Linked DNA regions of Mus musculus: all the other regions are linked to region 5. A link is a loop called in an ENCODE intact Hi-C map of the cell type or tissue named here. Cell type or tissue: gastrocnemius. All regions are shown on one strand. Links, peaks and the distances in the headings refer to the core of each region. The heading gives the core; the rest is flanking DNA. Region 1 has its middle 30 kb from the start of Dgcr6. Region 2 has its middle 6.4 kb from the start of Vpreb2. Region 3 has its middle 19 kb from the start of Dgcr6. Region 4 overlaps Zdhhc8 (zinc finger, DHHC domain containing 8). Region 5 holds the start of Ess2 (ess-2 splicing factor).

Region 1 (5,805 bases), core at 518-5,517, 130 kb after region 5:
AATAGGACATTGTAGCATCTTTACAGAGACGTTCAAATTTGTTATGAGATTTTCCTTTTTTTTTTCTGTGTTAAACCTGACTGATATCCAGAAACATACACATATTTAATGTATGCATACTGGTCAGTTTGTGCATAAAATCCAGTCCTGATACCCCACAGCCAGCAAGGCACTGAACACTGCCATCAGCATCAACAACTCTCTTGTGTTTTGGTTTTGTTTTGTGTTCAATAACAACCCTTCACATGAAACCAACCCTTTCTTTAAAGGCATTGTGACAGGATATCCCATCTGCAGAACTGTTCATGGCACTTGACTTAAACTTTGTAGCCACTGAAGAACAGTTCTGCAGTTTCTCTACGCCGCCGCCCCCCCCCACCCCCACCAGGCTCTTCAACACTACTCTCTTCAAAGATGCTTAGTGTCTTGACTGTTGTAGATACTTCTGTCGCAGAGGACAGTCTTGTTTAACTTAGCATCATATATGCATTCTGGAAGGAACTGTTGGATTCCCTTCTTTACTAAGGTGGAATACTATTGCATGGTATATGCACACCACTTGCTTGATTCCATCTGTGATGGACAGTTAAGCTGCTTCTAGCTAAGGCCTCGTGCAAGCTAGTCAAGTGTAGTACCTTAAAATTATACCCTCAGCCCAGCACTCACATTTAGATAGGCATTTTATTGAGTTTGTAGATCCCTGAGGAGGTAACTCACCCCTTACTGGCACCAAACTGAGAGGGAAGCCTAACCTTTTTGGGGCCATTGATACAACAGCATCACCTAGGCTTGCCGGCTTTACCCCAGTGACAGCCAGCTGAAAAACGAGCCCTTCCCAGCTCAGCCAGCTGGAACTGTATGGTGGGCGGACCTCAGGACAGTGGCAGTGCCAGCTCTCTTTTGGAATGACTTCTCAGACAGCTGGTCTCTGGGTGGCTTCTAGCAGGTTGAACTCTTAGGTGCTGCAGATAACACCTTCAAGGGGTGGATTTCCAGGGCCTTGCCCAGTGCAATGGTTAGAAATGCCAGGCTGCATGGTGAGGATGTGTCATCGGTTCACTTAGCAATCACCCATTCCTGAGCACGTCTACTGGTGTTGCCAGGCCCTGGAGATGCAGATGTAAAGGGGCCATGCTAAGCACATGGCACAGTTGACTCTCAACAAATATGTTCTGTTCCAAAAATGTGAGCTGCATAGTCCATAACTTGAAATCACATGACAGGAGAAAAGATGACAAAGTGAACAGTCTGAGGGGGCCTGTTGGTCACATTCAAGAGCTCACTTCCAACAGTGACAGGACCTCTGGAGGATCTGTAGACCAAGACTATATATCATAGGGTGAAAGGAGAAGAAGAAAGAAAAGGAGAAAGGAGAGAGAGAGAAACAGAGAGAGACAGAGACAGACAGACAGACAGACAGACAGACACACACACACACAGAGAGAGAGAGAGAGAGAGAGAGAGAGAGAGAGAGAGAGATTAGCTTGTCAAATATGAAGTATGTATTTAGCCAGGCATGTGGCTCACATCTTTAATCCTGGCTGAGGCAGAGGCAGAGTGGAAGAGAGGCAGAGGCGCAGAGGCAGTTAGATCTTTTAGTTGAAGGCCAGTGAGTTTGCCAACATCTTTATACCCGGTGGGTATTATTTTTTCAACTGTTAACTCAGCAGGGCTTTTGTCCTTAATTTCCTGGAGAGTGGATGCTTTTACTTTGCATGTTGGTCCAGTGGATTTCTGTCTTAATTTGCTACTCTCTTGGTGTGATAATCACCAAGACCCACAGTGGGCTGGCCTTCCATCAACTAGCAATTAAGAAAATGACTTGCCAGGGCATGGTGATGCAGCCAGCCTTTAATCCCAGCACTCTGGAGGCAGAGGCAGGCTCTGTGAACTGAGAACTGTGTACTGTGAGTTTGAGGCCAGCCTGGACTACAGAGTGAGTTTCAGGACAGCCAGGGCTATACGGAGAAATCCTGTCTCAAAAAACCAAATGAAAGGAAGGAAGGAAGAAGGAAAGAAAGAAACAAAGGAAGGAAAGAAACAAAGGAGAGAGAGAGAGAGAGAGAGAGAGAGAGAGAAGAAAAAAGAAAGAAAAGAAAAAGAAGAAAAGACTCTCAGATATGGTCATAGGCCAGTCTTCAGGTGACATTTCCTCTTTCCAGGTGATTGTAGGTTTATGTCAAATTGACAACTGAGGTAAAATAGATCCAAGACTTCCAGAGAATATTCAAAAGCTTCCAAAGTAGCCCAACCTGACTCCAGACTCCATTGGCCACTAAGTGCCTATAAATGTGAGTGTCCTGCAAAAATTGTGCTTTGTCTTGCAGGTAACAGTCGGCTCCAGGCAGAAGATTGGGTGTGCTCTGGCACCAGCCACTGGTTATTCTTGGATTGCAGGCTCTTAAACAAAGGAGTTTTTCACTTCTGATCATGCATATAGGTTTGAAAGTGATTATGTGATTTCTTATGGATTATTTCAGGCGATAACTAGAGAATCACTAATCCTCTTTGCGTCTCTGGCATCTCTGTTAGCTTTCCAACACTATGACAAAATACTTGAGATCATGTTGAAGGAGGAAGCCGTGGCTCAAGATGTGAGAAACTGTTTCAGTGTCTAAGCTAAGATAGGAGCAGAGATGCTCATCTTCCACAGCAGCTGAGAAATAGGAGGGGCAAGCGAGGGCAAAGAACTGGGGACAAGATATCACTTCCAAAGATGCATCCCCAGGGACTTACTTACTCCAGCTAGGCCCACCTCCTAATTTCTAGCACCTTCCATGAACGGGTTTATTCATTGTTTAGGGTGGAGACACTGGGAACCAAATACCTGAACTGTTTAGATGTAGTTAGCCACTCCCTCGCAGCTAACCACGCCCCACACCAGCCACGCCCCCACAACCTGCTGGCCTCTTCAGTCAGCCACGCCTCTGTATCTGGCCACGCCTTCCTCAGTCAGCCACGCCTCCACAATCTGCCCCACCTCTGCAGCCAGCCACGCCCCACAGTCCGCCACGCCCCTACGGCCAACCACTCCTTCACAGTCAGCAACGCCTCCGCAACAAGCCACGCCCCAGCAGTCTTCTGATTATTTTCCCCATTACTCTCATGCAGGCTGTCTCACAGATGCCTGTAAGCTGTTGTTTCACTGGGTAGTTCTCTGAACATCCCTACGCTATACATTGTTATTGCCCCCATTTTACAGATAGGGCATTAAGGCTCTGAGGTAACTGAGTGATGTACCAAACCTGTCCACTGTGCGCCCTCTGCTGGTCATCCTCCAAACTTAAAGGATCTTTCCTCTCGCTAACCTCACTGTGAGGAAGCCCTTCCTGAACAAGAAAGACCTTCTTGCAGGTCTGTTGAGTGAGCAGTCTGGTGCTCTAAACTACCTTTGAGTGGGGGCGGGGTGGAGGAGACAGATGGGACGGTGGGCTGTCAAGAGTTACAGTTCCCAGCCCCATGTTCTCCACCCTATGCCCTTGAGCATCTCAGAAGAAGATGAAGACCGCGGATCAGTTCTGGAATGACACACCGAGTCTACAGTTCACCACAATAACAGGACTCACTATGTGAAGGGGGCCACAGCAGGGTTGTGAGTGGAACTTAGGGCAAGGTCCATAGTTGCCTTGGGACAGAGATCAGGGTCACTTCTGGGCCTTCCCTCTGTCTCCTACATTGCTTCAGCCAGAAGAAGCGTTTAAGTGGCAGCGACTTCCCTACCTACCTGTGACTATGCAGAATCTCTGAACTACAACTCCCAAGCCACTCTGCTCCGCGGCAGCCGAGCTCAGCAGGTGAGTTCATGGCCAGCTCAGATCTTGCTCAGAGAGTCTGGCCCACGTTGCCCACCCACCCACACGGTTCTGTACATTCATTCTTCTGCCAATCCAACCATCCCCTGCTCATCTGTTAGCATCTCTAGCCAGCTGACAGCCAGTCAGCACTCCTTTATTATCGGACATCCACCCATCTATCTATCCACATATCCACGCACAAGTTGTACATTCAGCTACATACCTGTTCGTTCATCCATTCATCTACCCATTTTCTACTCCATCCATTGTGTGGCATTTTATCATCCAGATGTAACATGATGTCATCTTGAGGCTAAGATTATCTTGGCCTGATAGATAGCCTTGGCTACTAATGATCAAAGAATTATAGTGATAGCCACATCTATTGTAAAAGTAATAGAACTATTATTTCCTGGTAGATGAGAGGGGGAGGCAGTGAGCCCCTCACATGGGATTCAAGCTGTTATTCTCTCCCGGCCTCCCTTGCAGGTGCAAGAAATCTTGGGAGATACTAGTTTACCCAGAAAATGAAAGGTTAGCTGTGAAGGAACAGCAAGATGCAGCTCCCGTGAGCTCATTGTCTGTGAGAGGTGGGACTTTGTGTGATGCTGTTGTTGAGGAATGTGACCAGTTCTGTGTGTAGGAAAATGTGGGTGTCCCCCTCTCATGGATCGTTGGTGGATACTGTCCACAAGAGCAGTGGGAGCAGAGGTGACGAGCAAGGGGTGGGGGCATAAGTCCTGTGAGAACATTTGGTAAGTGACCACACGGGGATCAGCTGTCAGGAGACAAATCAACTTTACTTAGTGTGATTCAAGGCCTATACAGTTTTGGACAAAGGGCTGAGGGTAAGAACGTTTAGGATGGGCAAAGGTCACTGGCTGGGTGCTTAGGGCATGAAAATGCCTCTTCGCCTGAGGCAGCATTTCAGGACCTCAGGAGCTAGGTGAACAGGCTTTACCGGGAGAAAGGAAAATGATCCTGTAATCTAATTGAGGCTACAGGACATTTCTCAGGTAGAGGCTTAGAATTCCCCAGACAAGGTCAGGCAGAGAAGGAGAAACCCCACTAATGAAGGGAGTCCCCCAATCCATGCCGAGCCCCAGAAGGTGATCCAGTCAATGGTAGACTTCGACCTTAATCACAGATTTTCTCACAAGAAAGTGTAGGAGGCTCGTGAGTTTGCCACTCTGGGCTTTGGTCTGTCATTTGTGCCTGGTCTGAGGTGAATAGGCTTTTCACATCTCCCCTAGAGAATGTTAACAGATTGGCCCAACCTGGGGCACAACGGAACCCACGGGGAGTGGGAAAGAAGGCACACAGTGAAGGCTGGGCCTTGAAGGCAAATCCCTGAACTCCGAGTGCCATAGGGAATCCCAACATGGTGGCTCTTCCCCTGTGGTGGTACGGTGGTATGGTGGTGTGCTCTGGTGGTGTGGTATGGTGGTGTGATGGTGTGGTGTGGTGTGGTGTGGTAGTATGGTGGTGTGGCTGGAGCACAGGCTAGGTCAGTACTACAGAGCCAAAGATGTGGACAGCATGGGGAGAGCCAGGTAGTGAGAGGGAGGTGGGACAGAGCCTCAGCATGGCCAGAGAGCGCTGTCTCACCCTGAACTGTTTCACTGCGTGCTTTTCTGGCTTTTATGTTTGGTAGTGAAAAATCTGGGGAGAAAACAAAATTCCTGTCTTTGTGTGAGATGTTTTTCATGTACTGCTTTTAGCATTGTTTATTTTGTTGTTTGTTTGTTCCGAGACAGGTTTTCGCCATGTAACTCTGGGGGTCCTGGAATTCACTATGTAGACCAGGCTGGCCTTGAATCCACAGAGATCCAGTCATCTCTGCCTCCTGAGTGCTGAGATTAAGCCCAAGTTTACTTTGTGCTTCCTCATCATGACTACAATATATCATGGAGAGTTTCTCCCCTGGTCTGTCTGAGCAGGGTTCTGAGTGCCTCTTGTGTTTGGACGCCTGCTCCATTCTCCAGGCTCAGGGCTTTTTCAGTTATTTCAT
Region 2 (5,805 bases), core at 321-5,320, 76 kb after region 5:
CTATTTGTGAGCTTGAGGCAGGATTGCTTGAGTCAGGAGTTTTTGGTCTGGGCACAAAGGGGGACTTTCTATCTCTAAAAATAGTTTCAGAAAAGTAAAAAGAAACAGGTGAAACCATTTCTAAGATGTATTTTATTTAACACAACATATCTTCAATATAACCATTTTAATGGGCAAGCATTATTACAGCCATGTATGAGCATTGGCTTTTCCTTGATGCTCCGCCTTTGAAATTTAACATGTGTTTTACAGCTGTGGCTTATCTCTACTGAGACCCACACAACTGCATATGGTGTATAAAAAGAGCCCAGACTGAAGGGACAGAAGTCAGGTTCCCCACCATCCAGTCTTTGGACACTGGCCAGATCCCGGCAGGAAAGTCCCGTTTCTTGTGCCTTTCACCTGGATGGTCCATCTCTGCAGTATTCAGCTAACTGCCACTGATCATGTGCCTGGTTTGCCTGGTGGCCTCCAAACCTTCACTCAAGCTGTTTATATTGGGAGTACGTGTTCCTGGATTGTGTCCTCCCTCTGTCTGCACTGATGCAGAGTTCCGCAGCCATCTCCCCTCCCCCTCTTTGTGCATCCATTTCCTGGCCACTCTGTGGTTGTTACTTCCCTCCGGTGGGCAGGCGGCTGTTTTCCTAATTACACTTAGCATCTGCTTCTCAGCTCTTATTTTATTTTATTTTATTTTATTTTATTTATTTTATGTTTTTACCAAGACGCTTACAAATTCCCAGCTGGCTGGATCCTCTGCGTGATAAACACTCTAGGAGATGAGAGGCAGGTGAGCGAGGGACTGAGCGATGAATGTAAGCCAATGAATCCTTGGCTACTCGTTAGCTCTCATTAGATGCTGGGCTCAATGTGATTCCCTGAGACCGGGGAGAAGCTGCTCGGATGTGCTTTCACATCTGTGACTGGCCATGCTCTCTGTTTCTGTACATTTGTCTCTCCATTGTTCTGTCTGTCTATTTTTTCTCCTCAGTCACATTACCCTCTTCTGCTGTCTGACAGTTGAAAAAAGTGACTGTGTGCTGTGACCAAAAGGGGCCTAGAAAAGGAGAGCTTGAAGGAGGGAAGGACCGAGGGGAACCTTCTGAGCAGGAGAGCTGGTGGAGAGGGCAGGATCCCAGAGTGTCGGGACCCACTCACTGCCCAGTACTGCACAGACTCGGGAACCAAGAGGACTCCTGGCAGGCGTGACAAGCAGGCTATAGGGTTCTAACAACTGTGACCTATGTCCCAAATTCAGCTGAAAACAGAACCAAATGAGCTTGGACATGTTGCTAGCGACTCAAACACTCCCACCTGAGAAGGATCTTGAGACCCTTTTGGGGGGAGGGGACCTCAGGAGCTCCAGAGGGTCTTACAGGGTGGCACTTAGAATAAGAGTCTAAAAAGCCAGTGTAGTCATGGCCCGTGTTGCAGACTGAGCTAGGGGAGAGGCCTAGGTGGAGGAAGAGCATGGAATCAGCACATGAGAGCATCCTTTTGATGGATGTTCACTGTCTCACCCACCCATTTGCTCATTATGTAGTGTAGAAAGGGCATATTTCATTTTAGCATTCTTCTTTCACTTATTAACTAGAGAAAGTGCTATAAAGAACCTCCTAGGGCTGGGACAATGGCTCACTGGCTAAAGCCTTTCCAATAAAGCATGGGACCCTGAGTTCAGATACCCAGAGCCTATGGAAAAGGGTACAAGTAGCAAACACCTGTAATGCCAGAGCTCCTACAGGGATTGGAAGCTGCAGACAGGAGAGTCCTTGAAGTTCTCAGGCCAGCTAGCCTGGCATCAGAGGCAGCAAGCAAGCAAGAGATCTTGTCTCAAACAAGATGAAAGGCCAACACCTGAGGTTGACCTCTCTGACTTCCGCGTGCATCCAGTTGCACATGCATGCCCACACCCACTCGTACGAATGAGCGTGTGCACACACACGTAGATACACACAAAATATATACACATACCATAAACACACACACAAGAACTGCCTTCGTACTGAGAACATGCTTCAATCCCAGCTCTGAGGAGAAGGAGGCAGGAATCCTAGACCAACCTGGTCTCAAAGAAAACACCCCGAACCTGTACAACAGACAACAAACCTCTCAAAATTCTCCACTTCACTGACAACTTAGCTGCTTTGAGGGACTATTTGAATAGCAAAGGCAGGGTAAGCATTGGACTCTCTTCTCGTTCATTTATCAACTCTAGTGAGTGTATAAACCGGGGCAGAACTGCTCCAAGGTGTGGTTGAGGGGAAGGTTTTTATTGCAGAAATGAGGGAGAGAAAAGCCAGAGGCATCTGCAGGAGTCCACAGCAGAGGGGGAAAGCAGTGGACTGACACTGGTCAGCAGACTGGACCAGGCTGTGGCAAGAGAACAAGAGAGTGTGGGCAAGAGAGAGACCAAGAGAGGGAGAGAGGGAAGGGGCCAAGACAGGAAGACAGGGAGAGAGTACAGCTGAAATAACTGGGTTATAAGGGAAGAAGCTGGGGGAGAGAAGCCCGGGAGCTGGAGAAGTTGAGTGTGGGGGAGGGGGCGAGAAGCAATGTGAGGAGCCACAGGTACTTGTGGTTCTGAGTGATCCTGAAGTCAACAAGCGCTTTGGCAGGTTACCAGTGGGCGCCACAGATAGTCATTTGTCCTAACAGTGTAGAGAATGGAGTCATTGTCCTTTTCTTAGCAACAGACTTGAGAGAAAAGTAAAAATAGATACATTCCGTGTTTTTCTTAAAGAGATATAACCAAGTGAAAGAAGCCCACGCTTGTACATTGGTAAAATCAAAGTCACCCAGACCGCATGAGCCAATAAGGTGGAAAAGTCAAACATGCAGGTTTGCAACTCTCAACAGCTCTGGGGAGGCAAAGGAGTTTAGCGCCCTCTCCTGGTCACCCTGTAGAGCAGAGCCATACAGCATGTGGGGAACAAAGACGCTCCAGGTAGAATTCTTTAGAGGTTCCAAGAGTGAATTCTTTCCAAAGAACTTTCTAAAGGGAAATAGGAGTGCCCTGAGTGTTTTAGTTCCCGATGACAGGGAGGAACAATATGTGAGCAGCTTTTTAGAAATATGAAAACAACCATCTCTAACTGCCTTAATCAAAAGTAGCCAAGTATCATATTTTTCAGAAATATAAATATATACAGATAAGCATGTCCCCGACTAATGAGATGTCACATGTACAAAAGAAAGCACAGTGGTATCTCCAGAAACAGCCATTGCAGTTGTTAGATTTCAGAACATGGGACCAGCATTGCTAACACAAGGGGAAGTTTCAGTCATTCACAGAGGCTTGTCCCTACCCCAGGCTCTGGTGCCTACACATACTTGCTCAAAGACTTGCAGGAGATGCACACCAACATGCACACATATATGTGTAAATACAGATCCATTTATGTGGGCATGCTAGGACATATGTTATGTTCAGAAGTTCAGAGAGTATTTCTCCATCTCCTACCTCAGCACAGGCCCAAACCTATACCAGACAGGCTTAGAATTGTTTGTTTACATGGCATAGAAAGCCACACACATTGTGGAGACTATACTTTGAATTTTTAGTTTTAATGTTTCTATTGTGTGGCCTGAACCTCTTATAGTGCAGAAGAATTGTGAATTGTAGCTCCCAGCCAATCTTACAATCATGAAGGAGACATACCAGTACTGCAGAGTAGGATGCTGCAGTTGGGTGGACAGATGAAATCCCTTTTCTATCTACAAATTATCAGAATGTAGCCACGCTGTTTACTCCAAACACTGCAGAGTATCTGCAGGAATTTTGTCAAAACTCTGGTTCTGCTGAGTCATGGGGTCAGCACATGATGGAGGGCATAGACATTGGTTCTGCTGAGTCATGGGGTCAGCACATGATGGAAGGCATAGACATTGGTTCTGCTGAGTCATGGGGTCAGCACATGATGGAGGTCATAAACATTAGTTCTGCTGAGTCATGGGGTCAGCACATGATGGAAGGCATAGACATTGGTGAAGAGGTCAGCTCAGGAGCTTTGGCAAATCCCACCAGACCCCTCCCCTCCTGGGAGAGAAAGGTAATAGAGCACATAGGCACCCCTTCCCTCTGGAAGGTTGGGGGATTAATTACATTCCTCAGACCACAGGGAAATGACCATCTGCTACCTGTGGGTAGAGGAGGCTCAGAGCACATTCTGAGACTGTTGGCCACCTATAGACAAGGGAAGTCTTTGCCACCTCATCCCCTAAAGACTAATCAGTTTAAAAGTCACACTGTTCTACCAATCGCATTGTGCCTAATGGCTGCTGCTCTGAAAACTGTATAAAAACTCGCCACATGGGCTGCATGAGGTCATTCTCTCTCCTTTGTGTGTAGGGCGACCCCAGCATGCTGGAACAATAAAATTCCTCTTGCTTTAGCATGGATCCCCAACTCTTGTGTTCTTTATTCAGGGGGTCTCTGATAAGTGAAGGCTCGCCAGAGTCTTAACATTTGGTGCGTTGGAAGGGAATCAGACCCCCTGTGGGGACACACCAGAGTGGTGAATCGGAGGTCTTGAGCAGGTACCGCTGTTCTTCTTTGTCTTGCTGTTTGTCAAAGTCTGAATCTGTAAGTCTATTTGAACATTCAGTTTGCGTGCAAGCGTGGGAGGGCTCAGGGACCCTATAGTGTCTGGTGTGGTCAAGCATGGTGGGCAGATGTGCCTTGATGTAGAGACGGAGTGGGGCCTGAAGGACGCTTCAGGCCTACCCCCAGGCCTTCCCCTGGAGGTTCCAGGAAGGCTCAACTCCATCTGGAAACAGCAAGACAGTATGGTGGTAGCTGCTGTACTGGTAGAAGTACCTGGTTTATTTCGGTGCGGCTGGAGCCAGCTGAACAACTCTGTTATCTTGTTCCTGCTATACTAGCAGGGGCACCTGGTTGGTCTCAGGGTGGCTGGAGCTGGCCGAGCAACTCTGTTCTGTGTCAACAGAAGGGATGAACTGTCTGTAACTGGGCCCAAGCTGTCTGTGTGTTGATTGTTTTTCTCTGTTTGTTGGTATCTTGTTCTGTGTTCTTGGACTTAGACTGACATTTTTTTAGACATTGGACAGACTGAATCTACCCCATTAAACATCCTAGCTAACCATTAGAGGAGAAAACTTGTCAGTAGAAGTAAAGAAAAACAAGTTAGTTACTCTCTGCTTCTCTGAATGACCCACCATCAGAGTAGCGTGGTCACCCATAGGGACCTTTGACTTGCAGGTGATCAAAGCAGTAGAGGAAAGAGTCGTTAGGCCAGGATCCCTCAGGCACCCAGACCAAGTGCACTATATAGTTACCTGGAAGAATCTAGTGGAGGGCACCCATCCCCCCTCATATATAAAAGCCTTTCTTTCCCCAAGACCCATCTCACAGGTTTTGGTTATCAGGAAGAAGGAAGCACGGGAGGAGGGATCCAGACCTGAGAAGTCAATCCTTCAAGACCCTTCAACAGCGGACCTGTTGCTCCAAGAACTTCCTCCTCCATATCTCCCTATCCTTGCCCCCATGGCCCTGCCGGTACCAGCTCCAGGATCCTTAGCCCATATGAGACCTGGGACATGTACCCCCTTTATGGAGGGAGAAGCAGGAGGAGACTCCCAACCTTCCGGTCCTCTACTGCTTTGATCACCTCCAAGTTCAAGGTCCATACGGGTGGCCACCCTACTCCGATGGTGGGTCATTCAGAGAAGAAGAGAGTAACTAACTTGTCCTTCTTTACTACTACTGACAAGTTTTCTCCTCTTTCCCTAATTTCCCCCCAGTGGTTAACTAGGATATTTAACAGGGTAGATTCAGTCTGTCCC
Region 3 (5,805 bases), core at 358-5,357, 140 kb after region 5:
AGCTTTAGCAAGCAGCTGTGCTTGCTGCCTTTATGGTTTTCACAGTTCCTATTAGATATGACTGTGCCAGCTTTAGGTTGGGAGAGCACTGGGTAGTTGGCAGCTACAACGTAAGAAACTAGTCATCAGGCCGGAACGACTGTCTTCATCTTTTTAACTTTTTAGCCACGTTCTTACTATAACCTTAGTAGACCCCAGGACCTTATTACAACTGACTGCACGGTCAAAGCGCCATTCAGGCGGTAAGACGAAGCATGTAGATAGCACTGACTGCCAAAACTAAAATGAAGGCCTAATCCACCCAAGTCTGCTGTTGGGGAAAGTCTCAAAATGTACTGACCTTGCTTTTTGGCTCCTGTAGTTCCGGTTCTGGCTAACTGTGTGTTAACTGAAGTGTGTCGACCCAGGACATGGATTTTGTGCTTGAAAGCTCACCCTAAACCTAGCGTGGTGGCACACGCCTTTAATCCCAGCACTTGGGAGGCAGAGGGAGGCGAATTTCTGAGTTTGAGGCCAGCCTGGTCTACAGAGTGAGTTCCCTGACAAAGGAACTACACTGGGATCCTGGTCACCCCGTGTGTCACCAGCTGGCTAGTAAAGACTTTCTCTTGGCTTAAAGACATACCCAAGCAGTTTTCTCTGGTGACTACCCCACAACATTACTGTATTCTCATGCCTTAAACTACAGTGGCCTCTTCAGCTCACCGAAGCTTCCAGAAGACCTCCCACTATCCAAGTACATACAACCTCCCTTTAGCCACTTTCTCTCTTGTGTACTTGTTGGCAAGAATCTTTTTTTGGGTCACTTGCCCATTTAATGCCAGTGGGGCTGTTCTCTGTGTCCACCACAACCACAGTACTACCTGATGTCCTAGAGGCACTTGAAAGGTAGCCTTCCTTGTTACACACCACACAAGATGGTCTAGTATGTTTTGAGAGTCTGCAGTAGTGACTGAGACGTGAATCAGAGCCAGTCCAGCCTAAACATCACTAAATGCATTCATTTGTTGTGGTTAGTGCTCCTTCCTGGCTTTCCTCGGGGCCAGGCTTTACTCTGCTTTGAGGCTCAGGTAAGCACTGGGTGCATTGGAGAGGCAAGGGTTCTCTTTCCCCGTTTTACAAGACGAATACTCAGAGCCGGGCGTGGTGGCGCACGCCTTTAATCCCAGCACTCGGGAGGCAGAGGCGGGTGGATTTATGAGTTCGAGGCCAGCCTGGTCTACAAAGTGAGTTCCAGGACAGCCAGGGCTACACAGAGAAACCCTGTCTCAAAAACAACAACAACAACAAAAATGTGAATACTCAGAAGCTAGACACCATCAGTTTAGAGACTGTCTGACCAGGAGGGACGGACTTGGAGACGCCCGTGCTTACCTGTACTTCAGAGCCCGCCTGCCATACAGATGTGTAAGCTCTTCTTGGCTCTGTTTCATGGTTCCTGAGGCTTCGTCTGGGCAGAGGTAGCCTTGTCTCCAAGACAAATAGGAGTTTTATAAAATATAGTTCCTCTTCCCATTACTGAGGCAAAAGTTCTGAGCAGAACAACCTGGCTTGTGACTTGAGAGGCTTCGGGCCTCGGTGGCCGTTTAAATCTGCATCCTCAGGAAATGGCTTCCTGTTTTCACAGGCGCTTGGCTTCTTTTGTAAAATGCCTACTTGTGAATTTTGTCTCTTCCCAATCAGAGTGTTCATTTATTTAGTTTTTAAAAATCTATTTTGGGTTTTGTTTGTTTTGGTTTTTGTTTTTGTTAGGACAGGAGGTTTAACTATGTAACCATGGCTGGTCTCTAACTCTCCATGAAGACCTGACCAGTTTCAAACGAAGAAAGATGCCTCTGCCTGCCTCTGCCTCTGCCCCTCTGCCCCTCTGCCCCTCTGCCCCTCTGCCCCTCTGCCCCTCTGCCTCTCTGCCTCTCTGCCTCTGCCTATGCCTCCCTAGTGCTGGCAATTCAAGGCGTATGCCACCATGGCCCACTTGTTCATTATCTATCTAAAAATATTATCATACTTTGATGTCAGGGCTAATTTTTTTTAATTACCTCAGAATCACCAAATTTTTCTTATATATATTTTTTCCTTTCCTCTCTGCTCGGCTTGTCTCTCTAGGATGAGCCAAAGACCCCCACTACCCATTTTAACTCTTGGGGACTTTTTCTGAGTCTTCAAGGCAAGTTGGCACATGGCAGATTAACCAGAGAAATGCATACACGTGTCTAAATTTTAATTAGTTACTTTTATTTATTGAAATTTTTTATTTTTTAAGATTTCACTTTTTAAAAGATTATGTGTACGTGTGTGGGTTTGTGCCAGAAAAGTGCATCAGATGCCCTGGAGCTGCGGTTACAGAAGGCTGTAGCTTCTCCATGTGAGTACCTAGAGGCAAACTCTGGCCTCTGCAAGCAGCAGTCCTTGCTCTTACCTGCTGGGCCATCTCTCCCGCCTTGCTTTTTGAGACAGGTCTCATGTATCCCAGTCTGGCTTATATAACTGAGGATGGCATTGAACTTCTGAGCCTCCCATCTCCACCTGCTGCCTCCCCCACCTCTACAACTCACCCCACCCACCACACCCACCCTGGAGCGCTTGGCTTACAGGCCTCTCTACCTGGTTTTATTTGATGCTAGATATGTAACCCAAGGCCTCGTGCTTGTTAGCCGCTTGGTTCTGCCAACGGAGCTACATCCCAGCCTCGTCATGAAGCACGTTCCAGCCCTGTCATGAAGCACTATTTCTACATGCACATGGAAAACTTCACAAGCACATTAAAAACAGAAATGGTCAAATCATAAAAGTTTTCCACAAAGATGAATAGATGGAGTTTGGGATACGTGAAACTCTATCCTAGGGGAGGTCACCAGAAAGCAGATGGAGCATATGAAATGTTCCTGAAAGATAGGGATAAACTGAGTAAACTATGCAGCTTTATCCCGGTGGTGGTGAGTAGGGTAGTTGCAAGCAGTGATCCAGAGCCTGAAGCTGGCAGGGTTTTTTTTGTTTTTTTTTCCGTCTGCTTTGGAGCTCCATCTGGTGGTCACTTTTATGTTTTTCTTTGCAACTGTTTTCTAGACAGCAGAGGATGGAGCCTCGCCTAGTGCCCCAGGCAGAGCTCCAGGAGGTGGGCTACACTAGGTGAATGACCTGAGCCACCACAAGGCATAGGTGCCCCACCTGTTCCTAGAGATTGGTGGGCAGCTAAGAAGGTTGTGGGGCTGCACTGTTGGTATTTGGCCAGGGACACAGTTCCGCACTGCCACCCCTAGAATCCTGGGGACTTCCTCTACACTTTTAAGGTCATCAACTCAGGACAAAATGGGGCTTGTGACTTCAGTGCTGACAGAAATGTCTCCCACATATGCGTTAGCTCTCATGAGAGGCATGTAGACTTGGAAACTGCTGAGGTGTTGTTGCCTTGAGGAACAGTGCCAGGTGATAACCCTTGTAAGAGTGACTTCTGCTTTCTGAAAAATGGTGTTGGTTTAAAGCTTCCCTTTATAAATCAGACCTCACTCAACCCGTAACCGAGTTTATAACGTGCCTTGAGATCACTCATAGCCATACTCATTCTGCCGCGTACACGCTGTGAGCCCAGCCTGTTCTGAACGAACTGACCTTTAAGAAAAGCAGCCTAGGAGCTGGAGAGATGGCTCAGCAGTGCTGTGCACTGGTCTTCCAGAGGACCCAGGTTCAATTCCTAGCACCTTCATGGTGGTTCACACCCATCTGCAACTCCAGTTCCAGGTGATCTGACAGCACTGGGCCCCAGGCACGCATGTCATGTTCATACAGACAAGGCATCTGCATGCACAAAATAACACTAAAATTAAAACTAAAGTTAAAAAAAAAGAGGCTGCAGTGTAAAGCAATCTTACTATGCTTTGTGTTCTATGTTTATTATTTCTTTTTCTATTTATTCTTCATGACCCATCTGGGCCTGTGACTTAGAACAATGAATACATGCTTAGAGTGTGGCGATTAGACCTAAGGCCACTTGCTGGAAGCAGTGAGACACTGAAGCTGTACTCCCCCCACACCCACAGGGAGATGTTGGAAGCAGCCTCTGAGCACAGGTGGATAATACCTGAATGTGGTTTTGTGCACCGTTCTCAGACAACAGGACCAAAGGAACCGTTTGCTCCCTTGTTAAGATTCCTGTAGAAGATTAACACAGAAGTTCCTCATTACCATCTGACCTACTGACCAATAGAGAGGACGGCCCTGGAAGGAGAGATCAGGACAGATCAGGGTAAACACCACCAAATGTTAGTTTCTTTCATGTGGCACAGCCTCAATCTATGACTCTCACTGCCCTTATGAGTATAGAGATTGGAAGAGTCTCTAAGCTCACCTTTCCCGGGGTGCAGAAGCAGAATCCAAGAAGCATCCAAGCACCACAGGCACCAAAGAGTTTATGTGTGTGTTTTTAAGCCCAGATTTCCTCCACTATAGACTACTGCACTGGAGTGTGCATGAGCAGGCTCTCATCTAGACGCTGAGGCAGGACCTGCGAGCCTGCTTGCATGCTCACCCAAGCTGCTCATAGTGCAGGTATTGGGATCAGAACCTGGGTCCTGGCAGCCCTGCCAAGTTTTGGCTCTGCCATCTGTCTTCAGTGGATCAATTGAAGAGGCAAGAAGTAGGGAGAAGCAGAGATTTGTGTAATGTGACCCCAGTGGTAAAAGCGACAAATGAAGCCATGCCCATCTTCTGAGACATGGGTGTGAGTAATTGAATAGAAGGCAAAAAGCACGCATGCCTGAGCGGGGCTGGTCAAATGTGCCTATCACAAACCTGTTTGCTGGTTTATGGTGTGTCCCTTGGGTTGGTCTGACATGTCAAACATGTGAAGTCTCTTTCCCAAGACAGCATCCCCCTCCGGCTGCCACCAGGACCCCAGCCCTTTCTGTCTCCACCATGAGACACTGGGTCAAAGCCAGGAGCAGCATGGTTGCAGGAGGATCCCAGGTGTGCTGGGATAGCTTGCAGTGGAGGCCTTTAAATACTCTGGTCATGGCCGTATAGACTATGCCAGAGAGAGGATAAAGGTTGTGTCCATGTCAGCAACACAAAACACAGATTTCACGTCTAAGAGAGTTAGGGATCATTTTTTTGTTGTTGTTGGTTTTTTTTTTTCCTGAAAGCAAATATGAGTGACCATGTCCGAGGAGTACAGATCACCCTAAATATGCCACTGGTTTTGTGAAGTTGTTGCAGTGTAAAAGAGAGCCAGTGTGGGGATTTGAATGAGAACGGCCTCCTCCCAGGAACTCCAATGAGATGCTTTCTTTTATAATTCGGTCACTGTGTTTTGTCATAGCAATAAAAACCGCTAACTAGTAAAGGCATTGTCCAAGTCCATCAGTGGAAATGCTACGTTGATAGGCTCAAGTAAAGCAGGAAAGTCTCTGCTGGGTTTCGGTTTCAGACTCCACTCAGTAACATTCTTACCTCTGGTGCCACTCAGTAACATTCTTACCTCTGGTGCCACTCAGTAACATTCTTACCTCTGGCGCCACTCAGTAACATTCTTACCTCTGGAGTCACTCAGTAACATTCTTACCTCTGGTGTCACTCAGTAACATTCTTACCTCTGGTGTCACTCAGTAACATTCTTACCTCTGGTGCCACTCAGTAACATTCTTACCTCTGGTGCCACTCAGTAACATTCTTACCTCTGGTGCCACTCAGTAACATTCTTATCTCTGGACTGCTGGGAGCTTGTTAATACGAGCCAAGGAGTTTCCTCATGGAAGTGACAGGAATGTTAGGTTAGGAGAGGTGGCAGCGAGTAGAGGTTTTTGGTTTTTG
Region 4 (5,805 bases), core at 571-5,570, 320 kb after region 5:
AAGCATGGAAACAGGACACCATGACCAAACAAGGCTCTCCCGGGGGACAGACCTTTTCCAGGGGCAGATCCCCCCCCATAGTAGGGCTATCTTCAGAGTTGAGGTCCTTCCTAGAGGCAGAGTCTGGACTTACCTGCTCATTAGGTCCACAAAAGGGTGTCTTGGGACCAGTGGAGAAGGCTGGCCGGAACTTATACATGGCAGGTGTTGGGGGGCTGGTCCTCTGTACTGATAGGGCACTCTCTGAGAAGAGGGACCACAGTCACGGAGTGACACAAAAGCCAGCCCATGTCCCTTTCCTCAGCTGCCCTCCACCTCACCAGCACTGCCAGGTCTTGGGGTCTTCAGATCTCTTCCAAAGGTACCAGCCTCTATCTTGGGGGGCAGTGGAGGTCCCAGGTCCAGAGGTTTCTCATCCAGCTGGTCTAGACTGCCCTTGGACTAAGGAAGAGGGAGCAGTGGTGGGTGAAGTCTTAAGACAGAGTTTCTCTGTTTTGCCCTGGCTGTCCTAGAACTCACTTTGTAAACCAGGCTGGCCTTGAACCCACAGATCCACCTGCCTCTGCCTCCCGAGTGCTGGAATTAGATATGTGGCTCTAATATCCATCTTCCTGTGGCTTTGGACACATGCATAAAGCGTTCCCAGTCCCTTTACTTCTTCCTGTCCCCACCCCTACACCCAATAGTCCCACTCACACACCATTACCGTTCCAGTCCAGAACCCCACCTTGCTGCGGCCAGCTTTCAGCCCATTGTCGCTAAGTTTGACCTTGAGGGGCACAGCTCGTTCCAGGAGCTCAGGTCTCAGGAAGGGTGGCTTGAGGCTCACTGAGAGCGGCATCCTGGGGGGTTCCACCACATACCTGTGCCAGGGTAGAAAGGTCAGTGGCCGGACAAACAGGCCAGAACATACAAGGGCAGGGCCAGCCCCACCTAGCCAGAGCAGAAAGGAACCAGGCTGAGGGTCCGAGGCTGCCCACCCCACACCCAGAACAGGCCTCTTGTCCCCCTGCCCAGGCCGGGCCTCACCGGGGCGCCAGGGGACTGCATAACACGTGCTCCACGTTCCCATAGCAGCCTCGGGTGAAGGGATTCACACCCCCGCGGAACTTCCCAGTCACCTGTGGACATGGGTCCCCTCAGCCAGCCTGACCACCCAGAACAGGCAGGGAGACAGGCAAAGGTAGGTGGGGTCCTTAGAAGTGGTCTTCATGGGAGGCAGCATGGGCAAAGCGGGCCCAACGGCGCCCCTATACCCAGGGTATCCTTGCCTGCCCTTGCAGGAAGCTATAGCATGCCCAGACCTTGAGTTGTTAGTGGCTGCAGTGTCCATGGGTCACAAGTATGCAGCCGGATGGGCAGCCATGGCCCCACACCAAGCCCCTCCTCCCACAGCCACCTAAGCAACCTCACATGAGGGTTCCTGAGACCCAGCCCACAGGGTTTGCACCTGCTCATTGGTGGTGCGGCCCCGCGTGACCAGTACCACGTGAAAGCCAGTGAGGCCGATGACAGGAATGAAGAAAAGGCCAGCCACACACATGACAGCCATGCTGGCCTGTTAAGGCCAACAGTTGAGGCAAGAACATGAAGACCCTCCCTCCCCCCACTACAGTGACAGTTCTTGTGGCCCCCTCTCGCCTAAGCACAGCGACACTCCCGGAAGACCCCATGTACCCACTGACCCCCCAGGATATGCTGCCGAGGGCTGGGCCATTTGAAGACAAGGATACGTGATGGTGGTGTGGGCGGCTCCCAGCCCCTCCGAGTGATTGAGCACATAGAGCAGGCCGAAGGCCACCACCCCCACCATGTGCGCGCTGAGTGACAGCAGGAACAGGAAGAAGTAACGGTAGTTGCGGCGTCCAATGCAGTTGTTGACCCAGGGGCAGTGATGGTCAAAGTCCTGGCAGGGGCAGTGTGTCAGAACGCATGGAGGGTAGGACCTGGGCACAGGGACTGGTGTGGGGAGGGGCAGGGGTGGTCACCTCCACACAGTTGTCACAGACACTGCAGTGTGAGCAGCGCGGTGGACGGTAAAAGTGGCACGTTGCACACCACTTCATGCGGACCTGGATGCCCCGCACATCCACATTCTTGTACAGTGGGGCCCGGAAGTCATCCTCCTTGTCCTCGTCCTCGTCCGCTGGACATCAGGACCAGTAGGGTGGCAAGAGTACAGGGAGGTGAGTTTCCTAGCTGGAGAGGACCTCTCTAATCTCTGCCCAGCCCACCTACTGTGAATCCCCAATCAGCCACTTACACTCTAGTGACAAGAAGCAGATGAGCTGCCCCATACAGGGCCCTACCTCGGGGGAAGACTCCAGGGTCCATGAAGGTAGCCATACTGAAGTTGGCCAGGACAAAGAGGAAGAGGATGCCATTGTAGACAGGAATAGCTGGAGACACAGCTCTTGTCAACCATGGGCACCTACAATGGACAATGGGCAGAGAACCAGGGATGTGAAGGAGGCAAGGTCAGAATTTTGAGACGCAGCCATATGTATGCTTCTGGGCCCACCAGGCCACTGCCAGGCAGGCACACAAGCAGATAGATCTTAGCTATCACTAGGCCTTGGCTGTGTCCATCTGCTCAGTGTTAAGCTCCCTGCACTAATTTCAACCCTGGCAACCCCAGGGCTACTGTCCAGAACGTAAGTCACAGCTGAGGAAATGACTCCATTATGAGAGGTCCATTAGCCTAGGGCACAGGATTGGGGTGGCCACACAGCTAAGCCAACCTACCGGCAACTTGCCCAGGCTACCGTACTCCTGAGGGCCCCAGACAGGAGTGGGAATTCATTGGCCAGTATGCTACCCAGCAGCTAGAGTCAGGCCATGCCAGAGCTGTGCGGACAGCAGGGCACTTGCTGAGGTATGGAGAGGCACAACCCTGCTTCAGCCAGTGCTGGGCACATCCTCCTTTGTTCTGTAGGGTGCAGCTCTAGTCCTGGCAGACCCTGATTTTGGGTTTGTTACCTTGTTTGCCAGGTGGTAGCACAGGAGAGCTAAAACGCTGGAAAAGCACACACTCTATCTCTCACCAGCCCACAGCACTTGGAGCCAAGGCTTCCTTTCTGACCCCATTTCCCAAGAGGCCTTCCAGAAGGTGTATCTCTGTAACTTCACAGTAAGAGCTCTGCACATCTGCCTCTGTCCTCACCAGAATCCCCTCCACAGAGACACGCAGAGCCCTGACTCTGCAGTGGCTACGTAAGTCCACCCAGAGTTCAAGGAGCTCCTCTGGTCCCAGGAGTCTGTGTTTCCTTCTGTGTCACTGGCTGCTGAGACAGGTGGGGAGGTACACACAGGGGTTTAATTTCCTGCCTGTGTTTGGTCATTTGTGGAGCCAGACCAGTGGGGCTTCTCTCCCGGTTGCCCTGACCGCAAGATGGAGTGATGGTGGCCGCCTGCAGAGCCTGCAGCTACCCGCCACCCGAGTGCACAGTCCACACTGTGCGCCCACGCCTGCCTTGGCCAGGAGCCAGGCCCGCCGCCCCAGCAACCACCTCCATGGCAGCAGAACTATTTTTAGTGGAAAGCAAGAGGCTATTTAAAGCTCCTGCTTCCCACGGCAGCACCCTCTATGGGGCCACCAGCCATGATACCCCATCTTCTTTCCCGGACCAGCATGGACATACAGCATGACAATACAGGCCACACCCATGAGGGTCCAGCAGGAGATGGGACCCAACCTGTAGCCTGGAACGTTCACTCTACTTTCCCCATCTCTGACACAAACAGCACAGACAACATGTCTGTGCCCTCCAATCCATGCTGTTCAGCAAAGCTACAGTGGCACCCTACGATGAGACTCACAGCCCAGCGGTGAAGCACTTGGTAGGTAGGGAGAGACCTCTGAGTGAAGCAGTCAAGCCTTCTAGGGATGGGGTGCCCTCTAGCCTGACTTGGGTGTCCGATGAGAGGGGTTAGTTCCACACTAGTACAAAGTGAAAATTCAGACCTCATGCTACAAAGTCAAAAGCATAATGTCAAAGCTAGTGCCACCTGCAAGAAGTAGTGAGGGGTTGCAGGGGTGCTGTAAAGAGGAGAGACAGGTGTGAAGGAAGCAGGTGGGGGTGTACATGGGAAGACCAGGCTCGGATAGACTCCGGTTCCTCCTCGCCATGAAGTGGACACAACTGCTGTCCTTCTCATAAACAAGAAGTTGAAGAGCACAGGCATTGGGGCCAGGCTACCCCCTAGTCATCAGTTGGGCTTGGCTCAGAAGTACACTGCCTATGTATAGAAAGGGGATAGTCCCAGGACTGGAGCGTTATCCAAGCCGGGCGGCCTGTATTTCTGTATTGCCTCTTTAGCTCCTTAGCGGACCACCTGGGCTAGACAGCTGCCCTGAGTGAGATGTGTGAGGAGCAAGGGGGCAGTCCTGAGCTATGTTTGGCAGTTTGCACTGGTAGGGCACCTCAGTAGTATTAAGGTACTGGACAACCTCTGTACAACATGAGCAAGCACCGCCTGCATAAACATAGCAGAGCCAGGAGTGTGTGTGTGTACGCGCATGCGCCAGCTATGTGTCAGGGGGCCTGATACACTTTGAGCTCGAGTCCAGTCACTGTCCTTGTCTCTAAGCTCCTAAGGCTTGACCTGGGTCCTCTTTGGGTGCTGCATAAGGTCCACATTTAGAAAGCCTGTGTGCAAGGACAGGGTTGTGGGGGAGCACAGCACATACTGGCACATACAGAAACATGGGCACACATACACAAAGGCACAGAAGCACAAACTTACAGCTCACAACCATATGAAAGCACAACTATTCCACATGAGTGAACAACGAACAGCTGCAGACACATGTACACACAGGAAGACTTGCATGTAGACACTGTGGGCCCACACACCATCTAGACACACCTGCACATTTGCTCATGCCCAGAGACATGTGGATGTGGACACTTGTGAAGACACCCAGGTGGTACCCTCCTCTCGGGTTTGTATAACCCAGATCAGCTGCCTACTACCATGGGACTCAGGCAAGCCTCTGTGTGCTTTCCATTGCCTTGCACACATGGCAAACATAAGCAGACACAAGGACCACTGAAGCCTGAAAGGATGTGTGAGGACACACAAAGAAACAGGAGAACATTCGAGGACATGCCAGCTTTCCCAAGAGATGTTGCAGGCAGGAGCACTAGGTACTTGTGTGCTTAGCCCTCTACTTAGTTTTAGTGCTTGCCTGTAGAGTCCACCCTCTGCAGCCTGAGCCTATGAGACACACCTGGCCAGCCCTACACTGCTTCCAGGGGGCCAGCTGGAGCAGGGTGGCCTGTACAGGCATCTGGCCTTCAATGAGCAGGCAGGCTACGACCTGCTACGTTCCTAAAGACTCTTTGCTGGTTGGCTCAAGCCCTGCTGAGGACTGGGTATGTGTGTGTGAGTGTACACATGTGTTCCTAGCTACGGGCTCTGAGCACCTAAGGTCTTTTTTTTTTTTTCAGTTTTTTTGAGACAGGGTTTCTCTGTGTAACCCTGGCTGTTCTGGAACTCGCTCTGTAGACCAGGCTGGCCTTGAATTAAAAAATCTGCCTGCCTCTGCCTCCCAAGTGCTGGGATTAAAGACATGCGCCACTACTGTCTGGCCCACCCAAGGTCTGAAGATGCATCCTGAGCAACAGTAACTCAGGCAAGAACACAAGCCATCATTATGTGCCCCACCCAAGTGGAGGTCTGGAGGCCCACGTAGGCCAGCAGAGAGACACCACCCAGTAAGGGGGTGACTTCAGGGACAGAATATCTGCCAAAAGCCAAATGTGGAATGGAAAATTTTTACTCAGACATTTTATTTTAATC
Region 5 (5,805 bases), core at 233-5,232:
AAGCTAACCATACCACCTTGATCCCTGCTACCGAGGAAAGTGATACTCTTGAAGATGCAGCACTGCAAGTTTCAGGGGGCTGTGTGAAGGGGAGGTTTCTCATCTGTTCTACTAGCAGTCTTGACCACCAGCCAATGCCTAACACAGTGGTTCTAAGTTCAAGTCCTGAGGTTAGAAAAGGGTAACCTTGGGCCAGGTGGTGGTGGAGCATGCTTTTAATCCCAGCACTCAGGAGGCAAAAACAGATGGGCTATTTGAGTTCGAGGTTAGCCTGATCTACAGAGCAATCTCCAGGCCAGCCAAGGCTACTGGTAAAATATATGTATAAAAAGAAAACACCTTCAAATTGTCCTATTTCTCTGCTGTAGTTCAATTAAGGGTCAAGCTCCAAGAAGAACTACCACCATAGCATGTCCCTGGCAGGAAAGGCTGGGCTGTTGAGAAAACACGTTTGTGTGAGCATGCTGCACACTCGCTCTAGTACAGTATGCTGTCCACTAGAGCCTGGCACAGAAACGCCTTTGTCTATGTCTAGTGATACATTCTACTACAGACCCAGACAAGTCCCTTAGTGGCAACGCTCACATATAAATAGATTTATAGAGTTCCTCCTAACCTTAAGATACATCTCATACTTGGTATGGAAACATGTCGAAAACAAACACTCATCTGTTCTACATGTGTGTCTTAATGGTATACCACATGATACTCTAAATGTGGAGGCAAGACCTAGGCCCTACTCTCTGGGAGGGCTCACCAGGTAGTAATTAGGGTGAGAGGCAAGAAACAGAAATGCTCCCCCTGCACCCACTCACCCCCCACCCACTGAACAGTGAGGGAAACACAGTGAGACTCTCTGGTCTCAACAAAACAAACAAATCAGAAAACTAAAGGCACTCGGTGAGAAACAGAGGCCCAGGTGGCTCCAACATTACACAAAAGTTCAAGAACCCAGTGTCCAGATTAGCTTCCGCCTCTAAGCCCAAACAGTTAACAATTGAATACCGACCTGAAGGGAGAGACACAAGTGACTGCCTTGGAAGAAAGAAGGTAGAGGAGCCTAAGGCATTTTCAGGAGACAAAGCTCACAAGGCTGGAACACTGAACACAGACTGGGACGGTACTGGGCTCTCTTTCTAGAGACAGGCCAGAGGCAGAGAACACAGTACCTCCACACCCGGGAGCTGGCCTCTGCTCTTCTGCCTCCCAGACCAGTGTCTCTGATCCCAAAAGTGGATACTTATGTGACCCTAAGAAAATTCACAAGAGCCGGGCGTGGTGGCGCACGCCTTTAATCCCAGCACTCGGGAGGCAGAGGCAGGCGGATTTCTGAGTTCAAGGCCAGCCTGGGTCTACAGAGTGAGTTCCAGGACAGCCAGGGCTACACAGAGAAACCCTGTCTCGAAAAACCAAAAAAAAAAAAAAAAAAAAAAAAAAAAAAAAAAAGAAAATTCACAAGAATACAATTCCCAAGTAGTCTTGACTATGAGACTAAAAGAGGGAGTTCACTCACCATCATCTAGGTCTCGGCCCTGGGGCCGGGGCTTGTTGCCCAGCACAGCAGAGCCTGGGTGTACCTCAGGAGTTTCAAAGGTGGCTGGAGTAACATCTGAGAGAAGCAAATCAGAAATTAGAGTGAGCCTTACGTGATAACAGACTTTCCCTAAGCCCTCTAAAGCAGCACCCGTCCTCTTACAGGGTGGTGGAGGTTCCCGAGATATCTTGCCCAGGGCAGAGCCAAACTTGATGGCAATCTGGCGCATGCGCTCCAAATCTCCGTTTTCCTCGGCCTCCAGGTACTCCTTCTGTGCCTGTAGCTTCTCCACATCAGGGAAGAAGTCTCTCTGGATAACTGTCTGAAGTCCCTGCCATGAGCAATCAGAACAAAGGCCAGAGTTGTCATCTGGGAGTCCTGACGCACAATCCACCACTGTCCATGTTCCACCCCTTAGACCTTTCCCTTCTGCCTAGCTGGACAACTGTCATCTACAAGATAGGTTTAGAACTGTCTTTTCTAGTAAGGCTGTCATCCCACATAGCTCTGATGTACCAGTTAACTACTGAACAATCTCTTGAAGCCCATGAAATCCCTCACTAACTGATCTTTCTCTTTGCTGGCTCCATCTATAACACCAGCCAGACTAATGTGGATATTGTCATCCTCCACCCACCCATGAATTTGTATTTCAATCTAAACCTTTCTCTTGAAAGCCAGTCGCCACTATCGCCACCACAAGAAAAAGTCCTCAAGATTTCAGATCCAGCCCGCCCTTGCTGTGAAGCTGAAAGTCTGTACAGTCAGCTGCACGGCAATGGTACAAGGCAGCATATCCCAGAAGCATCCTAAATCTAACCAGTCTAAAACCAACCCTATGTCGGTCTGTCCTCCAGCGTGTTTGCAGTTGGACCCTTAACTCGAGGAGCAACTGAGACCCACTCACTCAATGACGAAGCCAGTTCCACTGTCTAATTCCGGGACCCCCAGCCTTTGACACTTTACAGCCTTCCAAAAAGTCGTCTTCACCATCTCTCGAAAAACGTGTCAAAATTCTACCTATACAAGAAACTATTTCCTTGACTCTCAACAGAAAACTGGATGCCCACTTCTGCATTGTTTTCTTGGTTCTCAATGCTTTCCAACCCAAAAACAGTTGTTCCACTTCCAAGGGCGGCTGAGAGTGCCAGGACCAGAAAAAATTCAAAGGACTGGACAGGAACGCGAATAGGGGGAGGGGCCCGGAAGTCGCCAGCGCTCGCACTGAGCTGGTACCTCGATGTACTCTTCTTCATCCAGGACCCGCTGCCTGCTTCTCGCAACTCCGGCCTCTCCAGCCTCCCCAGCCGCGCGCTTCCTTGAGGGCGCGGACGCGGAGGACAGAAACAGAGCACCCGCCGAGGTCCCGGGCGTCCCCATCGCTATCCCAGAATCGCTCGGGCGGCGTCTGCACCGCTCCAACAGCCAGCCAATGGAGAAGCAGTATTTTTGTAACAAAGCCGGCGCTCCAATGATGTCACTGGGAGCGCCGGATCTTAAGAAAGTTGTAGTCTTTTATCCCCACCCGCGTTGCTCATGCCCATCTAGACTATGATCACTAGGGGGAGCTGTAGAGTGACTGACGCCACAGTCCCTCTGTTAAAAGTTCCAATTCTTTAAAAAAAAAAAAAAATGCAGATGCTTCAAAGACATTTTTAAATACTTCAAAAAATTTGGTTATGACTTCCAAACTCAGAAAAAGAACACTAAGACAATTCTTCCCGTATACTTATCTAACAAAATTTAAATGAAAAGAAAGAACAAAAGGGTCTTAAATCTCTGGTTGGATTTATTAGTTCCCTGTCTGCCAGGATGGGCTTCTCACTGAAAGCATTAGTGGAACTTTCTTCCTAAGGGAGATCATGAATTAGGTGGGAGAAGCTCTAGCCCAGAATGATTCATTACAATTTTGCTTTTCCAATGATCTTGTCCTTCATTGTGAGTCACTGGGGACTTTATGACCATGTCCCTGCATCCATAGAGTTGACCATACAGTAGAAAAATGTTAAATCATGCTGCCAGTGTGTAAAGTTACAACTGTGACCTGCAATAAGTCTGCACTCAGAGAATCTCAACTGCTACACAGGACATGTCAAGTGGCATTTCCCCAGGCAGAACATGGTTGTAGATGGAAAAGATGAATGGATGGGCATCAGGCAATGGGAAGGCCCAGCAGCGGGGTGGAGCAAGGCAAATGCCAAAACAGACCTTTAGTCACACAGTGCGCTAAAGAAGGAGATGACACCAGAGGGGGAGAGCCAGGCTGCACAGTATCTTTGGAGTCCTGTCAAGAAACATTATTTTAAGTGAGCTCAGGTGAAAACCAGAGAAAGCTGCAATGGTTACCATGCAAGGGAATGCAGCTTTCATGAGGTTGGTGCGCCTGAAGCTGCACACGAGCTAGTTTCTGGGGGGTTATTGATATGTTTAAAGGTGAAATCGGCTGGACTGGGTATGATCCGGTAATAATAGCAATTAATGATCAAGAACTCTATGATTTAACGTGCCTTTAGCAGGACAGTGAATGGGAAAATGGCCTGTTGTATATATGGTGCCTGCCGCAAGCCTGTGGGCTTCCAGGTGTTGTCAGAGGTACAGACTGACAAATACCTCAGGGGACAGGCCTGGACTGGAGACATAGAGGTGGGAACTGTAGCCTAAGGATGGAAAAGATACACCAAGAAGAGTATGGAGGGGGCAGAAGAGATGGCTCATCCGTTACAAGCATTTGTTGCTCTTCTCGAGGATCTAGGTTCAGTTCCCAGCACCCACACAGTGACACACAACTATCCATAACTCTACTTTCAGGGATTCAAATATCCTCTTCTGATCTCCATGGGCACCAGGCAAACATGTGATGTACATGTATATATACAGGCAACACACACAGCTATGCACTCACACACATACATCCACACACACAGCCAAAGATTCCCCCCATCTGTGAAGCTGGTTGGTAGTGCCTAGAGGCCCAGATCCCCAGGAGGCCTTGCCACCATCTACCGGCTTTAATTCTGACGAGGGAGACATGGTACTGGGACTGGGTACTTGTTGAGCTGTGCTCTGCAACACATGTTGATCCACACCCCACCCCCAAACTCTCTGGAAAGGGACAATGGAGCCAGTCCCTCAGTTGGTGTGGAAACAAAGCCTGAGACACAGGGACTTGAAATCCTGGACTGTTCTGTGGTCTTTGAAGATCTCGTTTATTTCTTGGCATCAGCTCAAGGCTGAGGTGAAGGAGCAGATGCAGGAATCTGGAAACTACCAACTACAACCTTCTTCTTCCACAGGTCATGACACCAGGGCCCTAAAGTGCAGGGCCTGTGAGGACAGAGTACGCCCAGGGCTGAGCAGACACCACTGCCTTGCATAAGAAGGTGGAAGGACAGAGAAGAGGCCAGTCTTGGTGACAGGCATGAGGTGGGGAGTTAGGCTCTTCGTCCTGCATGGAGCTAGGGCTTCTCTAGGTGCTGAGGGTGGCTGAGGAAGTTGACCTGCTCTGTGTCTGCACTTGACCTGCAGGAGGTCTCTGGTTCCTGCCCCACATGCCCTCCCTTCATGGGTGAGAAGGCGGCTTTGGATCCCCTGGCTGCCAGTGCTGGCAGCGTTAGTTCCTGTTCAGGTAGGTCTGTCCCCCTCCTCCTTCCTTGTGCTCTACTTCATAAAGCCAGATAAACTCCGGACAGCATCAACAACTCTCCTTGGGAGTTTTCTTAGTCCCAGGCAGGAGCCTCGATGAGGAAGCACGCTTTTGGTGTCGCCACTTTGCCCGGCGGTTCTTGAACCAGACCTGAGGAGGAGGGAGACCAGGACAGCTCAGGCCCCAAGGATCCATCATCCAAAGAACTTTGGAAGGGCTAGGTGGTAGGCTTCAATGGAGGTGTAGGTGAATGGATCTGCAACCTCCTTCCCTCACACACTTTCCCAGCCTGAGCCCAGGCTCAGGCGCGCTCTCTCTCTCTCTCTCTCTCTCTCTCTCTCTCTCTCCTCTCTCCCCTTCTTCCCACCCCACCTCTCCTCCTTGTAACCTAGGTGGCTAGGCGGCTTCTTACTGTGTGAGGAGACTGACTTTGATGAACTCATGATCCAGCCTCCATCCCCCAGGGGTTGGGATTACAGATACATGCCACTATGCCTGACTAGATTTGAACATTTCTTAACTTTCTCACATCTGGGGCAGGAACAAACGTGCATTTCATCATCAGGGGAAACTGGGGAGCCGGACAAAGTCAAAGAAAACGACTCTTGACCTCTTCCAGTTCCAGGGA

The links. Peaks named below come from ENCODE experiments on the same cell type or tissue, not always from the same donor. Only the 100,000 strongest peaks of a DNase experiment are listed, where the experiment ranks them.
Region 1: it touches region 5 in a loop (6-fold over the local background); 25 of 42 quality-filtered maps call a loop at or near these places.
Region 2: it touches region 5 in a loop (12-fold over the local background); 16 of 42 quality-filtered maps call a loop at or near these places.
Region 3: it touches region 5 in a loop (3-fold over the local background); 25 of 42 quality-filtered maps call a loop at or near these places.
Region 4: it touches region 5 in a loop (2.3-fold over the local background); 6 of 42 quality-filtered maps call a loop at or near these places.

What each region holds. Positions count from the first base shown.
Region 1 is chr16:18,033,622-18,039,426 of GRCm38, forward strand. No RefSeq gene overlaps it. Among named protein-coding and RNA genes, the nearest start is that of Dgcr6, 30 kb to the right of the region's middle. In gastrocnemius, for the core only: a CTCF peak has its summit at 3,260 (motif pointing left); DNase peaks (open chromatin) are centred at 892, 2,974 and 3,270.
Region 2 is chr16:17,984,055-17,989,859 of GRCm38, forward strand. No RefSeq gene overlaps it. Among named protein-coding and RNA genes, the nearest start is that of Vpreb2, 6.4 kb to the left of the region's middle. In gastrocnemius, for the core only: a CTCF peak has its summit at 2,891 (motif pointing left); DNase peaks (open chromatin) are centred at 415 and 2,879.
Region 3 is chr16:18,044,825-18,050,629 of GRCm38, forward strand. No RefSeq gene overlaps it. Among named protein-coding and RNA genes, the nearest start is that of Dgcr6, 19 kb to the right of the region's middle. In gastrocnemius, for the core only: a CTCF peak has its summit at 3,035 (motif pointing left); DNase peaks (open chromatin) are centred at 3,071 and 4,860.
Region 4 is chr16:18,226,326-18,232,130 of GRCm38, forward strand. It overlaps Zdhhc8 (zinc finger, DHHC domain containing 8), which reads right to left. Exons shown (of 11, transcript NM_172151.4): 2 at 2,310-2,431; 3 at 1,989-2,146; 4 at 1,734-1,906; 5 at 1,451-1,553; 6 at 1,030-1,121; 7 at 728-863; 8 at 321-441; 9 at 134-243. Among named protein-coding and RNA genes, the nearest start is that of Zdhhc8, 5.9 kb to the right of the region's middle. In gastrocnemius, for the core only: no CTCF peak of the experiment used is centred there; DNase peaks (open chromatin) are centred at 2,715 and 3,468; H3K4me3 peaks cover 2,048 bases; H3K27ac peaks cover 3,700 bases.
Region 5 is chr16:17,908,392-17,914,196 of GRCm38, forward strand. Ess2 (ess-2 splicing factor) reads right to left here and starts at 2,957. Exons shown (of 10, transcript NM_022408.2): 1 at 2,771-2,957; 2 at 1,697-1,865; 3 at 1,514-1,609. The coding sequence starts at 2,914. Gsc2 (goosecoid homebox 2) reads right to left here. Exons shown (of 3, transcript NM_029469.2): 3 at 4,723-5,327. The coding sequence ends at 5,226. In gastrocnemius, for the core only: a CTCF peak has its summit at 3,093 (motif pointing right); a DNase peak (open chromatin) is centred at 3,001; H3K4me3 peaks cover 1,402 bases; H3K27ac peaks cover 805 bases.